Linked DNA regions of Homo sapiens: region 2 is linked to region 1. The links are chromatin loops, found by intact Hi-C in ENCODE. Cell type or tissue: K562. All regions are shown on one strand. Each heading gives the region's core, and the rest is flanking DNA. Links, peaks and the distances in the headings are about the cores only.

Region 1 (8,348 bases), core at 312-8,311:
TCCTTTTTCTGGCCTAGAGCATAATACTTCAGCCCTGGGGGCCCCACTCACCTGGTATTCTATGTATATGGTGCCCCCTGCAGCAGCCCTGGGCTCATTACAAGTAACACTGATTCTTAGGTGTTCTATGCCTTTTTACCAATCTCTTTAGAGGAAGCAGATGAACATTTAGAATTTTAACAGGGAATGTTTACCTGAGGACAGAAGCTAGATGAAAAGATCAGCTGGAACCCAGAACACATATTTTTCCTGACAATCCAGCCAAATGTGAATCCAGGGACTCGGTGTAATTCATCAGAACAAAGCAACACTGCAGGCAGGTTGTGTGGTACCCATTTGCCTTTGTAATACCGCCATGCTCAATTCCAAACACAGTCTGTCAACTCATCGGAGCCCCACTGGTGAGAAAGCCAAGGCTGGCAGCAGGTTTGGTGCCACCTCTTGGTGCCAGAGCCACCTGCACACAGCATGGAGCAAGGGAATAGCCAGGGTGCCCTGGATCCAGTTCCTTCCAGAAGCCAGCAGCCCTAGGGCTCCTCCATCCCACTCCCAGCAAGAAGAAGCTGCCATGAATATGAAGGTGGGAAGAGGAAGCTCAGACCAGGGGAAGGCTTGGGCTGTGTGTTAATTCTTCTCTGGTCCCCAGGACCCAACACAGTTGTCTGGTTAATACTGCATTAAATGCAGTTAATTGATTCTAGCCCCATTTCCACTAAGAAATTCCTGAGTGCTCTCAGAAAGTTACTTCTCTTGGAGCCTGCAGCACAACAAACCACTCAGAACTTGGTGCTATAAAACAACAGCAAGCATTTGTCATTACTATCTTTCACTTCTTTAGGGGTTGATGGGGCTCAGCTAGGCAGTTTTTGGTCCTCATGCAGTGACAATCAGACAATGGCTGGGGCTAGAGTTCTCTTGAAGGCCTTTCCATTCATATTCTCTGGTGCCTGACTTGGGAAGACCTAAATAGCTGGCGGCTGGAACAGTCGGGGCTCCTCAGGCACCTCTGTCTATTACAATGTGCTCCCTCCATGTGGACTCTCTGTCAGGGTAGCTGGACTTCTTACATGAAGTCACCTGTACCCGGAGACAGGCTGGTGGAAGTCAATAACCCATTGTGATCCAGCTTCACAAGTCAAGCAGTGTCACTTCCACCATATTATATGCACGGAGACAGTCAAAAGTGCTGCCCATGTTCCAGGGCAGGAGATAGGTCTCTCTTCTTGATGGGAAGAATGTTAAAGAATTTACAGACTTGCTTTGAAACAGAGCCTTAATTTCTCCATATCCTCTAAATGAGGATAATAATACCTTCTTTTTTCCCTAAGGTATAACCCCTTCATAACCTTCTATTATAAGTGTTTGATATCCTGATATTTCTTTCTCCATGCCAGAACATACTTTCAGAAAAAGCTGAAATATTCTTTATAGTAGGATGTAAATAACTGATAAGGCTTAATATGGTACCATTGCCAGGAACTTTAGTCTTTTCATAGATCGCAACATATTTAAAGCCAATGGAATATATCACGGCATTTTGAACATCACTGAACAGTACTCAGGCAGAGATCTGTGAGCTTGGAAATGAAGCACCTACTCTTACAACCTACCTGAAAAGATGTTTACTGTTGCCTGTCTTGGTGAAAGAGCAATAAGGGACTTTGAGTTTGGGAGAAAGAATTCAGAAGAATAGTTAAAACCTCCAGTCCCAAGAACAGACCTCCTCTCTACCCCCAACCACTTTTAAACGCAGACACGAGGGACAAACTGACCACATACTTTGAAGATTACAGTAGATCTTGAACTAGTAAAGAGAATGTATCATATGAGGTTAACAGAATCAGAAATTTTGGCCAGTGAAGCCTTATCATGTCTGTCTTAAAACATCATTTTGACAAATATTTCTTCTTGAACTTAGGTAATTTTTGCAGTCGTTTAAAATAAAAGTCTGACCATTCTTCTTTCGTAAGAGGCAGACTTGGAAATAGTGTTGATCATTACTTAAATTGCTGTCCCTTCAGGAGTTAGATTTCCAAAGGAAAAAACTTAATATAATTCTTGTCATTCACTTAAAATTTACTGTCTATTTCTCATTGTGATTATCTTTAATAGTATGATATTTTTTATTTTATCTCTCACACCATAGTATTTCATTTACTTTTAAAATGGTCGTCTCATCAGGTTCTAAGATCAGGTTGCTTATTTGACAGGCAAAAATACTCGTGGATTCTAAATTATATTTTCTCCACAGCATGTTATTATGAAGTCACCAGTTTAGTATTTGACCTCAAATAACACTGAGGTCCATTATGTTAATATGCGCTCTCACTATAGTTTAAGTTTATTACAGAATATTCTGAAAGATCCAAATTTATTGGTAACTCATGGGCGAACTCCCATTTTAAATCCTCTAGTTGTTTAGAGTCACAGCAAAACTAGCAACTTGCCTTTCAACATTTGCAATAGCATAATGTGGCTTTCCACAAGCCACACTTGTTTTTAAAAGTATGTGCTAAAGAGGCTGACTCAGCATTCTGAGATGCTCTGGCATTGTATTACCCGCCCCCACCACAAAAATTTTTTTTCTTTATCTCACACCTCAAATTACAGGTTATTTGTATGCAAAAATTGCAGATAGTTCATCTATGATACTAACTCCTGGCAACTCAATAAAAGCTTTTTAGTAATATGTTTTTCTTAATCGAATATTGTGTTTCTTTTATAATATCTACAAACTAATTGATAAATAATCTCACACTTTTAATCATTTTACTTTGGAACATACTCTATTTATTCTCCACACTAAAATATTGGGCAAAAAAACCTTTTATAAGAAGTGCAGAAATAAAATTGCTAAAGTCTAATTATAAAACAAAAATATTTGGGGTTTGATTTTAAATGTTTTAATTAGAAAAGGAAAAGCAGTTTTAAGTGCAGCTTGCTATATAGCCATATTCATATGAATATATATTATTATGTTAACACAATAATAACTCTTTGCCCTTTTCATATGGAAAATAGATTGTGAAAAACAGAATGACCTTTGTTCTACCAAATGTTAAACAATAAAAGCATATCGTTTTGTCTGACCATTTAAGACCCATGATCACTTTTAAAACTCAACAATGCTTAGTTAAAAAGTCTTAATTCTTTGTAGTCTGTGCTACACATACAAAGATTACACAGATTTCTTTTCTAAAACTTTTAAATTATTTTCTAGTTTCACTAGAAACAACAGGTGTAAGATTCTATTTCCACCACAAGGTGTCAGTCCACGGTAATTTAAGCTTCAAAGGGCTTTAAACTAATCCAAGGAAAGTCAGTGACTACAGAAAATACTTATATTAAAACATGCTTTGTTAAACGGATGCTTGAAGGCGGCATGCTAGTTAAGAGTCATCACCACTCCCTAATCTCAAGTACTCAGGGACACAAACACTGCGGAAGGCCGCAGGGTCCTCTGCCTAGGAAAACCAGAGAACTTTGTTCACTTGTTTATCTGCTGACCTTCCCTCCACTATTGTCCTATGACCCTGCCAAATCCCCCTCTGCGAGAAACACCCAAGAATGATCAATAAAAAAAAATAATAATAATTAAAAAAAAAAAAGTAAAAAAAAAAAAAAAAAAAAAAAAAAAACATGAACAGTCTTCGGTGCCCTAGCAGTGAATAAAAAACAATCATGGAAAATGTGGTTGCGCGTTTATTTTCCTTTGTGTTTTCTACTCAGCTTAGTCCTGAGAATGTTGTATACCAAATCCCCAGAATTTTGCAATTCATGTCTCAGACCCTATCTTGAGGCTGGTTCCAACGGAGAGAAGTAAATCCCCTGCTCAAGTTGTCTTTTTCTAAAACCTTGGAATATTAACAGTTAACTTTACTTTAGGTTTGGAATACTTCATTGAGCTAGGATATGGGAAGCTGCACTTAAAAGCTAAGGCAAGGAAGGGAGGGACGGAGTAAACATGGGGTTTAAGGGTTTTTTTTTCGGCTGGGGAGCAGGGTTTGTGCGATTAAAGGTACACAATTTGAACAATTCAGGGAGCAAGTCACTCTCAGAAATTCAGCTTCGGATTCCTCAAACTGTCAATCACAGCCACTTCAGGACCGGCTGTTAGGTTTTAAATAAGGTGGCTGGGCGCGGTGGCTCACGCCTGTAATCTCAGCACTTTGGGAGGCCGAGGCGGGTGGATCACGAGGTCAGGAATTCAGGACCAGCCTGGCCAAGATGGTGAAATCCCCGTCTCTGCTGAAAATACAAAAATTAGCCGGGCACAGTGGCAGGCGCCTGTAATCCCAGCTACTCGGGAGGCTGAGGCAGGAGAATCGCTTGAACCCGGGGCTGGAGGTTGCAGTGAGCCAAGATCGCGCCACCGCACTCCAGCCTGGGCAACAGACTGAGACTCCGTCTCAAAAAAAATAAAAATAAAATAAAAATAAATAAGCTAACGTGTGGGAGGGTTTGTAAGCTCTAAACGGTCTATCTCAAAGTGTGATCTGGGAATGCTTCCATATCTCATGGGAACTTGTTACAAATGAGAATCTCAGACCCCATCCCAGACATACTGAACCGGAAACTGTGGGCGGACAGCCCAACAATCGGTGTTTTAATAAGCCCCCGGGTAATCTTATACACGCTAAAGTCTGAGAACCACTGCTCTAGAGAAATGCACAAACGTTCCTTAGTGGAGATTAAACAAAAGGCGAGGGGTTGGAGGGCGCGAAACGGACCTCAGGTGCAGGGCAGACGGCATTTGAGAGGAAACTGGGAGAGGCCGGAGTGCGACTTGGGGAGTCTTAGCCTCCAAGGACGTTCCGGAACCCTGCGGACGCGGGGCGCCAGCAGGTGGCGCTGGACGCGCAACGGACAAGGAGGCGGGGCCTGCAGCTGGCTTGGAGGCTCCGCGCTCTGGAGGCTCAGGCGCCGCGTGGGGCCCGCACCTCTGGGCAGCAGCGGCAGCCGAGACTCACGGTCAAGCTAAGGCGAAGAGTGGGTGAGTCCCTTGAATCGTTCTCACTGGCCGTTTGCTCCTCGAGTCCGCCCGCGTGTCCCTGCAAGGCTGGGCGCCCGCTCCCAGTCTTGGGAGGGGTGTAGCGGGTCGCAAGCCTTCTCGTGACCTGGACAGCGGCCCTCCTGGGCGAGCGCTGCTCAATTCTCCGCTTATGCGCGGCTCTGGGGCGCGCTGCCTTCCAGCCCAGCTGGGTTGTGGCCGGGCCGGGGGTTGGGGAGAGCCAGGGACTCACAGGAAGCCTTTTCGCTAGGGGCTTAAGGTTGTGGTAGATTATTAAGTTTGTGCTCAGGTTGGATTTTGATGGCAAGTTTTTTAACGTGGCAAAGTTGCCAGAGTTTGCTGTGCATTGACGAATGACTGGTGCACAGTACTTAAAATCGTGCTACTTCTCGTCTTCGGGTTTCCTGGTAACAGAGGTTTTCATTTTTAGTCCTTAGAACACTGGCCCTACTCTTTCAGGATCTGGGTGGGGTTCAGGTTCCCTCCAAAATAGTCAATCAAGGCTTTAAATATGTAATTCTGGTCAAATCCACTGGAAGGTGTTTGTAGACATAAATTTTTTGTACACTTCCAAATTTCTTACTTTGTTACTTTTGTAAAATACATTTCCCTCCACATCCTGACGTGTAATAAAAGGTTATTCATTTAACATGAATGTTAAGCACAGAGGGAAAGCAATGCTTAAAAACAGCCCAGTGAAAAAAAAAAACAAAAAACTCGACTTCACTTAGTTAAATGTAAAACAAGTGTGCACTTGAAAGTATAAAAGGTTGGAAATGCAATGCAACCCACAGTGTATTCCAGGCATTGGGTTTCTTCATATTCTCAACTGCGGGACATAAACATGAGTAAGTTGGGCTGTGCCAACATTTAGGAACACCAGGGCAGCCATCCTGGTACAGCAAAACAGCAGTCGCATTAGAAATATGCTTCACTTTTTTTAAAAGGGGGTGAAAGAGAACTTTGGGTCGAATTCTGGAGTTCCTAACATTTTAACACCAGGTTGTTTTCTGTTATTTTTCTTTTTATGAAAAGATTTTACTGTAGAACTTAAATTTCATTTTGGTTAATGTCTGATGGAAACCAACAAATTTATTTGACTCATAGTTTATTTTCCTGGCTTATGGGCATAGAGTTGACTGTGGGCCACACAGTCAACAAGCTTCCTCACTGTCATGGGCTTTTCCTTGGCTTTGCTCTTGAGTGTGGTCTCCTTACCATGCAGACAAATGGCTGGGTAACTCTCCAGGGCCACTCTGGTTTTCCACCCAGACTCCGTTTGTAGTGGCCATCAGTCAGCAAACACTGCCAACCTGCTAGCTACCCCAGGACTGGGTCTAGAAGACAGCGCTGAGCCTTTTCCTCTACTTCCCTTCCCATGCCACCATCTGCCTGTAAAACTTTATCCTCCTCTAGGATACATCGCTCTACCATGCAGTTGAAATGCCTGCCTTCTCTCCTAGACCTCAAGGTTTTTCAGAGCAGAGGCTTTATCTCATTTAACTTTGCATTCCTCCTGCCTTACATTGTTGTTCACAATATAGTTAATGAATTCATATTGAATAAATGTAGGTGGATTTGTTAGCATCCTTACGATACTGCAACCCTCAAAGTTAAAAGATCTTCTAAACATAGTGAATTATTTCTTACATTTGATTATAGTAGGTGACACTTCCATTCCTAGCACCTCCCTCCCCCACCCCACAAACTATTATGTTGGTGATATGGTTTGGAGCTGTGTCTCTCCCTCAGATCTCATGTTGAAATGTAACCCCCAGTGAGGGAGCTGGGGTCTGGTGGGAGGTGATTGGACCATGGGAGCAGTTTCTCATGGTTTAACACCATCCCCCCTTGGTGCTGTTGTCACGTTAGTGCAGGGGTACCCAACCCCGTGGCCGCAGACTGGTATCAGTCAGTGTCCTTTTAGGAACTGGGCTGCACAGCAGGAGGGGAGTGGCAGGCCAGCGAGCATTACTGCCTGAGCTCCACCTCCTGTCAGATGAACAGTGGCATTAGATTCTCCTAAGTGCATGAACCCTATTGCAAACTGCACATGCAAGGGATCTAGGTTGTGTGCTCCTTATGAGAATCTAACTATTGCCTGATGATCTGAGGTGGAACAGTTTCACCTCAAAACCCTATCCCCCTTCCCCTACTTGGAAAAATTGTCTTCCACGAAACCAGTCCCTGGTGCCAAAAAGGTTGGGGACCACTGCGATAATGTAAGACGCCTGCTCCCACTTCACCTTCCGCCATGACTATAAGCCCTCTGAGCCCTCCCCAGAAGCAGATGTTGCCATGCTTCCTTTACAGCCTATGGAACCATGAGCCAATTAAATCTCCTTTCTTTATAATAATTACCCAGCCTCAGGTATTTCTTTATAGCAGTGCGAGAACAGCGTAATACAGTTGGTTAAGTCACCAAATGACTTGGAATAATGCTTCTTAAGGAGATAGAGTGTCATTTCCTCCAGAGCAGGCATGAGTGTCATTTCTATTTTTCCTCTTTAATGTTGGTCACAGAGTTGGGTTCATAAATACTTGATGATTGGCATATGCTTTACTCAGAATTCTTTTACATGCCAGTGGTGAACACCCAAATCACACTAACTTAAACCAAAAAAAAAGGGAATGTGTTGACTGTCTAACTGAAAAATTCAGGATCTAGTCTCAGGGGCTCTAAATACTGAAATATGCCGCCAGGACTCTTCTGTGTCTTTCTCTGCTTCTTGTTCTGCTTCCGTGTTGGCTTTCTTCTTTTCTAATGAAAACATGTTCCTTCTTAGAGCATGGAGAAAAAAGCATGGCAGGCTTATACTGTGCTATCTTAACAAAATGTTAAAGACATCTCATCTCTCTCTTCCACTTCCATATATAAATATCAGAGAATGACCAGGTTTAAGTAGGGTTCTGTGCCATCGCTAAGCCAATCAATGGGAAAACAGGAAACTGCCCAGGCCTGAGTCATATACCCACTTCTGTGACCAGGGAATGAGCGTTACTATTTTACACAATCTCCCAAAATCACATTGGAGGGAGGAAGGGCATTTCTCCAAATGGAGGAAATGTTTTAAATCAGAAAAGAATGTGGGCAAACTAAAACAACAGATATCTTCATCATGAATGTTCTGTAATTTTGAAATAGATAATATCTGGAAAATATTCCAAGAGTACCTCAACAAAGTAAATGTTGGCATATGTAAAAGCAACTCGTTATTCTTTGTTATAGTTAAACCTTTAAAACTTGGAGAATGTTTTAAGAACAGTCATGTCTCTTCATGACAGGATACATTCTGAGAAATTCATTGTAAGGCGGGATTTCATTGTTGAGGAAACA
Region 2 (8,348 bases), core at 158-8,157, 1.9 Mb before region 1:
TACACTTGTGTGAAAAATGCATGCATAGGCAGAAAAAAGATTGAAAAGAAATATGTCAAAAAGATAATGATTGAGTGAAGTTCATGCAATTAAGAGTGTTTTTTTTTGTTTTTACTTCCCAAATAAACTATAATGTAGCAGTATTAGCTTGCATTTCAAAAAATAATTTAAAAAATATAGAGACGTGAATAGAAGATCCATAAACCTTACAAGAATTATAGGGAGAAAAACTACTTACAATTAATTTTTACAGGTGAAAAAATACTAACCTTACATTTATTAAGAGAGAAGTCAAGATAATACATAAGATATGAACCACAAATTGCACCCCCTCTCTAACAGTTATAATATTATCAGGAAATTTCAAAAAATAAGATGTTCTACCTATTTTGGTTAACAATATCTATGAAGTTGTAATGTACTTTATATTCTAATTCTACTGAATACAACTTAGTCCACTTCAAACTGTACACACATTATTAGAGCCTAAGGTATCACTAATAGCAGCCAAAATAAAAAATACATCACATAGAACCCTTTCTGTACTAAAAACACACAAAAAATTAGCCAGGTGTGGTGGTGGGTGCCTGTAATTCCAGCTACTTGGGAGGCTGAGGCAGGAGAATCTCTTGAACCTGGGAGATAGAGGCTGCAGTGAGCCGATGAGCCGAGATTGACTCATTGCACTCCAGCCTGGGTGACAGAGCGAAACTTCCTGTCAAAACAAAACAAAACAAACAAACAAAAGGATGTAAATTGCACATAGTGTTGGTTATATGAATGTTACCTTTCTTCAAGAGTACAATCATTTAATCTTAAATAACATTGCTCCATGGAATCAAATACTTAGATATTTTACAAAATGAAGCAGTTGTTACCAATTAAAAAAAAAAAAAACCAGGTGACACCATCCCTGGTAAATTGAAGTCTTCCTTTCAAAGGCAGAAGTTCTGTTAAGTGACCTATTAATTGGGATTATTAGTTGCCTAAGCTACTCCCATCCATCCATCCATCCATCCATCCATCCATCCATCCATCCATCCATCTATCCATCCATGCACTAATTAATTAAAACAAATACACACTGGCCGTCTTTTCCATGTCAGGCTCAGAGTGTTGGGCTGTTAAAAAGTTAAATCCCACAAGGGATAGTTCTTTGGAATCATGTACAGTTTTCACTTCTTGTTTCCCCTGAAGTACATAAAAGTGAGTTGTGTTTACCATACACTTTGAAGAACTTCAAGTCTAATCCTTTTTTTTTTTTTTTTTTTTTGAGATGGATTCTGCTCTGTCGCCCAGGCTGGATTGCAGCGGTGTGATCTCGGCTCACGGCAACCTCTGCCTCCTGGTTTCAAGCAATTCTCATGCTTCAGCTTCCTGGGTAGCTGGGATTACAGGCGCGCGCCACCATGTCTGGCTCATTTTTTTTTTTTTTTTTTTTTGTATTTTTAGTAGGGACGGGATTTCGCCATGTTGTCCAGGCTGGCCTTGAACTCCTAGCCTCAAGTGATCTGCCCTCCCAAATGCTGGGATTACAGGCATGAGCCACTGTGCCTGGCCCAAGTCTAATCTTTTTCATCCAAGATTCCATATCTCCAAAAATTGGGCACCAATTTACTTTCCCACTTTTTTCCTTCCAACAAGTCTGGGTAATTCCCATGGGATTGTCAGCCTGTTCTTGTCTGCATTTTTTGTTTGTTCATTAGTTCATCTGTTTATTAACGTTTTGAGTACCTATTATAAAGCTAATGTAAAGCTTGGTGCTCTGGGGTGATATGAACAAAATGCAAAAATTAGTTTGCGCTGTTCTGAAGCTTAGAATTAATCACCTCTTCTCTGCGACCCTGAAGTACTTTGTACATGCTCTGGTGCAGCTTTTTCATACACTGTTAATGGGTTAATCACCCATATATGGTAAATCTCCAGCACCTGGTAAAATAAGTGACTTATATTAGACATCTGTATACTTTGTAAACATATAGTTTATACAGAGAAACATGACATCTACACATGTAATACACATATAATAATACTATCAATACAAGTTATAGTTAGGAGACAAAGTGAGTTGTATTAACAGGAAATACTATAACAGTGCTAAGAAAAGGAAAAACCAAATAATTCCTTTGTTCATGCTGTATTTTCATCATTAAATGTCCTTCCTCATCTGTGTTCTATTCCATACCCAGCTGAATACTTCTTCTGTGATGTCACCCAAGACTACAGCTCTTATCACGTCTTGATGAATTAAATCTCTTTTTGCAACAACTTATCAAGTATACATGAATCCTCAATAAAATTATAAAACTTTCGGGCAGTCACTGGTAACATTTGCCTCTATGTCTCTTACAGTATCTTGTAAAAAACAGATCCTCAGAAATTATGGGATGATTTTGTTTGCCAGATGCATGGAATGAGCTACTTTAAATTTCACATAAAATTCTAAAGTAGACTCTTATGAATAAAATATTGAATGTAATGCATACATGCTATTTTAACTACTTGTATCTGTGTAATGCTTTACAGTATATAAATGTTTTATATACATTTTACTGCTGGATATTTTAAAATTTGTTATTCATGTTTATAATCTTTGTTTTACAGATGATTATAATCAGGTTAATTTAAGTCAAAGTAACTTGCCCCTGGTTTCACTAATAAATAGCCAAGTTAGATTTGAATTTAGGTCTTCTCAAACCAAATCTCTTGTTTTCTAATAATATTATATAGTGTACTAAATGTCCACATTAATTTAATTATAGAATACGAAAGCGATTAGATTCTGCTTAAGTGGTAACTGACACAAACATCATAAAAAGTAATAGGTTGTTATTAAAAAACAAGTTATTAGCAAAAGGCAAAATTTAGAAAAATTAGAAAAAGTCATGAATACACTGTGATTATATCAGGGCTAATTTCATTACCTCACACAAAAACAGTTAATTTACAAAGATAGGTTGCTAAAACCTCAGGGTTTTTTTTTTTTTTTTTTTGACAAATTGAAATTTTTAATGTAGACTTCTGCAAGACACTACTAGAAAAAAATATATATAATGAACATTAAAAAATTTAATTCTCAGAAAAGGATGAAAAACACTGATTTATAAGAAAAGAAAAAGGAGGCCTTAAACTCGGGAAAATTAAAATGGCAGTAAATTGAATGGAAGAAAACGAGTCTTTAAGGAGTGATCTAGTGCTGTGTCTCACAGGAATATGGAAAAGAGATCACCAACTTGTAGTTTCTATTACTCTATGTTTATTTGTTATTCATTTTTTTCTACATTAAGTAGCTTTTTTTTATTTTTAGTTTTTAGTTTCAAAATGTGTAGTATTTTATGTTTGGTGATTTTACAGCTAATGTTGCATTTCACTGAAGCTTGGTCAGTGGTATACTGCCCATATCCACAAGGTGTCATTATAACATTGTATTTGGTTTGAAACCTTTCTTGCATTTTTCACTCATTTGTTTTCGCATTTACAGTAAGCTTCAACAAGGACATTTCACAGTGGGTGCCACTGGAGGATGCTAGTTGCTCTGAGGGAAATTGCTAAGGCTAGAGGAGTTTTGAAAAAAGCTGAAGGCTGGACCAATGAAGCTACTGATGGGCAACACTGACCAGAACTGGAACAATTGGAAGCAATGTTGTTTTCCTCTTTTCTCACCTTTCACTCCCATTATGTAACCCTAGTAACAAAACACAATAGGCAGTTAGTGGGCAAGGGAGTCTGGGAAAGATATTCCGCAGAGTCCCAGCACAGAGCAGAGTAGAACAGAGTAGGATTGGAGCTGAGAGATAGTAAGTAAATAGGCAGCAGAAATATGTCAAGCAACAATACCCCATGTAAGTAGAAGGGGATGGTGGTTGGAATCCTTGTATTATTTAGAAGGAGAGTAAAAATGTTGATTCTCTTTAAAATTCAAAAAAGTTAAATATGCATATTACAATTTCTAGGGTACCTACTATAAAGACCAAAATAAACTTTCAAAGCAGAAACAGGAAACAAAAATGGGATGAGGGGAAATAGTCCATTAATCCAAGAAAAGGCAAGAAAGGGGAAATTATTATTATAAAGCAACATAAAATGAGATATGTGAAATAAATCCAAATATATTAGTAATCACAATCAATTTAAATGGATTGAACTTTCCGGTTAAAATAGATTTGATTTATCAAAACAACATAATACAGGCATAAAAAGACATACGAACCAATGGAACAAGATAGAGAGCCTAGAATTAAATCCACACATTTACAGTTAGTTGATTTTCAACAAAGATGCCAAGAATGTATAATGGGAAAAGGATAGTCTCTGTGTGAAATGATATGTAACCTTTAGTGTCTTCTATCCTTGATGCACATGCTATTTAGAAATCTGGAAAGCAGTTGGAAATGGAATCATTTATGTCAAGTATAAACATTGATATGATCTTTAGCTTAATTAAAACCACAGGAACAGACCTGAAAAAATAATCAAATTTCCAAGCAGGTACTTGGAAAGTCTATCCTGAGATATCTGATTGATTAGACATCCTGCAAGCAGCAAAGCCTTTCTGTAGCTATCTCTCAGAAGCTAATGCTTTTATGTTAGTCACATATGCAATTTCCTCCCGCAGGCTATTTATGAGTTTTTATTTTTATTTTCTAATGGAAAAAATTATTCAACTACATAAACATAGTTAGCATTAAAAATTATTTTAAATCATATATGAAGAATTTCATTTGTATATTTCTAACATTTGGGTAACCTGTTAGTATAGATTTTATTTCCTTTCTACCTTTGTCCTCCTAAATCAGAGAAACAACTTATTTTATCCTGTATTTCAAAGCAGATCAATGACTGAATTCTATAAATACTTCAGAATTATGTTATGTGTGTGTCTGTGTATGTGTGTATACCCTTATATATACACACATGCATATATCTACATTTATTTCTTTATTCAACTAATATTTACAAGCATGGACTATGTGTAGAATAGTCTTAGAGGTACAGGGAGGGCATAGGATAGACAAGACAAAGTTATTGTTCACTGTGTACCTTCATTTATTTTGTATATTCTTCCATATATTTTTAGGTATCCTTTTAACTCTTTAGGCCCCTTTATAGCTCTAAATATTTCCATCTATTATACATACATGTGTAGTTTGTTTCTCTATTCCTGTCATGAAGACATCCTATCATTAGTAATGTAATTAATATACATTTGGTGCTTTTTAAAGAAACAATTGACACAAAATAATTGTACATATTTGTGTACATAAGATACAAATACGTACATAAATATGTGTACATATTTGGTACTATGTGATGTTTTGATACACATATACATTGTGTGATTATCAAATCAGGGTAATTAGCATATCCATCATCACAAACATTTATCATTTTTTTGTAGTAAGAACATTCAAAATGTTCTTTCTAGCTATTTTGAAATATTCAATACATTATTGTTAACTATATTCACTCTACTGTGCAATAAGACAATAGAACTCATTCTTCCTATCTATTTGTAACTTTATACCCATTGACCGATCCTCCCTATTTCCCCTCCACTTTCTCCTTTCCCCACTTGCTGGTAACCACTGGTCTATTCACTGCTTTTATGAGATGAACTTTTTAGATTCTACTTATAAGTAACATCATTTGTCTTTCAGTGTCTGGTTTATTTCAAGTAACATAATCTCTTTCATGTTGTCTTATACGACAGGATTTTATTCTTTTTTATAGATGAATAGTATTCCATTATGTTTATATACCACATTTTCTTTATCCATTCATCCATGGATTAACACATAAATTGATTTTATATCTTGACTATTGTGAACAGTGCTACAATGAACGTGGAAATGCAGGTATCTCTTTGTTGTGTACTATGTACCTTCTAGTCTTAATATGGTAGCTCTATTTTTATATTTTTGAAGAACCTCCATACTGTTTTCCGTAATGGCCATAATAATTTACATTCCCACCAAAGGTTACAAGAGTTCTCTTTTCTCCATATCCTCTCCAATACTTGTTATCTTTTGTTTTCGATAATAGCCATTCTAACAGGCATGAGGTGATATCTTGTGGTTTTAGTTTGCATTTCACTTATGATTAGTAATTTGAACATCTTTTCCTATGCTTTCTGGTCATGTGTATGCCTCCTTTTGAGAAATGTCTATTATGGTGTTTTGCCCATTTTTAAATCATATTATTTGTTTGTTTTGCTATTGAGTTGTTCGAGTTTTTTAGATATTCTGGATATTAACCCCTTGTCATAGGTATAGTTTACAAACATTTTTCTCCCATTCTGTAGGTTATCTCTTCTCTCTTGATTGTTCCCTTTGTCCATTTTTTTATATTATTGCCAGAATTTTTGGAGTCATATCCAGCAAATTATTTCCCAGGCCATTGTCCTGAAATGTTTCTCCAAGTTTTTCTTCCAGTAGTTTCATAATGTCAGGCCTCATGTTTAAGTCTTTAATCCATTTGGAGGTGATTTTTGTACATGGTGTATGATAGGGATCTAGTTTCAATCTTCTGTGTATGGATATCTAATTTTCCCAGCACCGCTTATTGAAGAGACTGCTCTTTTCCCCAGTATGGGCATCTTTGTTGAAAATCAGTTGGCTGCAGTTACATGAATTTATTTCTGTGGTCTTTATTCCTTTCCATTGGTCTGTATGTCTGTTTTTAATGCTTATATCATCCTGTTTTGGTTGTGTTGTGTTTTGGTTGTGACAGGGTGATCCCTGTGATATACTGTTTTGTTGTGATGCCACCAGCTTGTTTTATTTTTTTTCTGCTAAAGAAAAATTTGGTGTATTTTGTTGTTCTATACACATTGTAAGATTTTTTTTCTATTTCTGTGAAGAATGTTGTTGATATTTTGATAGGAGTTACATTGACTCTGTAGATCCCTTTGGGTAGTATGGACATTTTAATAATATTAACTATTCCAATCCATGAACATGGGATATCTTTCCATTTATTTGTGTTCTGTTCAACTTCTTTTACTTATGTTTTATAGTTTTCGGTGTAGAGATCTTTCACCTTCTTTTAAAATTTATTTCTAAGTACTTTTTTGTATTAATAGTTACATGAATGGTATTGTTTTCTTGATTTCTCTTTAAGATAGTTTATTACTGGTATATAGAAATGCTACTAATTTGGGTATGTTGATTTTGTATCCTACAACTTCACTGAATTTGTTTAAGAGTGCTAATGGTTTTTGGTGGAGTCTTTAGGGTTGTCTACATATACAGTCATGTCATCTGCAAATGAGGACAGTTTGAATTCTTATTTTCCAATTTGGATACCCTTTATTTGCTTCTCTTGACTAATTGCTATGGCTAAGACTTCCAATACTATGTTGAATAGAAGTGGTGAAAATCAGCATCCCTGTCTTGTTCTAGAACTTAGAGAAAAAACTTTCAACTTTTTCTCATTTAGTATCATGTTAACTGTGGGTTTATCATATATGGACCTTGTATAGTATGTACCTTCTAATCCTAAGTTGTTGATTTTTTTTAATCAAGAAGTGATATTTCATTTCATTTAATGCTTTTTCTGCATTTATTGAAATGATCATATGGTTTTGGTCTTTCATTCTTATGTGATATATATCACATTTATTGACTTGCGTATATTGAACCATCTTTGCATCACTGGGATAAATCCCACTTGACCATCATAGATAATCTCTTTAATGTGCTGTTAAATTCAGTTTGCAAGTATTTTGTTGAGGAGTTTTGCATCTATGTTCATCAGAGATATAGTGTTCTTTTTGTGTTGTGTTTTGCTCTGATTTTGGTATCAGGGTAATTCTGGCCTTGTAGAATGAATTAGGAATTAAGTAATCTCCTTCAATTTTCTTGAGTAGTCTGACAATAATTTGGTATTAGTTCCTCCTTAAATGATTGGTAGATTTCAGCAACAAAAAAAGCTATCCAGCTCATGGGTTTTTCTCTGATGGAAGACGTTTTACAACTTATTCAATTTCCTCACTTTTTATTATTCTGCTCAGATTTTCTATTTCTTCATTATTCAGTCTTGGTAGGTTCTATGTGTCCAGAAACTTATCTCATTATTTATCTATGTTCTCCAATTTGTTGGTGTATAATTGTTCACCAGCAATTGATCTTTTGTGTTTCTGTGGTATCAGTTGTTATGCCCCATTTTTCATCTATGAATTTATTTATTTGAGTCTTCTCTATTTTTCTCTTGGTCTAGCTCAAGGTTTGTATATTTTATCTTTCTATAAAACCAACTCTTGGTTCCATTGATCTTTTGTATTTTTAAGTCTCTAGTTCAATAATTTCTGCTCTGGTCTATTATTTCCTTTCTTCTATGAATTTGGGGTT

Evidence for each region. Hi-C counts contacts between places; a loop is a spot of excess contacts. Peaks named below come from ENCODE experiments on the same cell type or tissue, not always from the same donor. Only the 100,000 strongest peaks of a DNase experiment are listed, where the experiment ranks them.
Region 2: a loop joins it to region 1, with 6 times the contacts of the local background. A loop is called at or near these places in 3 of 110 quality-filtered maps.

What each region holds. Positions count from the first base shown.
Region 1 is chr7:90,149,551-90,157,898 of GRCh38, forward strand. STEAP1 (STEAP family member 1) reads left to right here and starts at 4,919. Exons shown (of 5, transcript NM_012449.3): 1 at 4,919-4,993. All of the region lies in intron 2 of STEAP2-AS1 (STEAP2 antisense RNA 1), which reads right to left. RefSeq lists an enhancer at 3,135-3,675. In K562, for the core only: CTCF peaks have their summits at 3,286 (motif pointing right) and 4,843 (motif pointing right); DNase peaks (open chromatin) are centred at 3,311, 4,891 and 5,151; H3K4me3 peaks cover 574 bases.
Region 2 is chr7:88,240,036-88,248,383 of GRCh38, forward strand. No RefSeq gene overlaps it. Among named protein-coding and RNA genes, the nearest start is that of SRI, 24 kb to the left of the region's middle. In K562, for the core only: a CTCF peak has its summit at 3,420 (motif pointing right); a DNase peak (open chromatin) is centred at 3,416.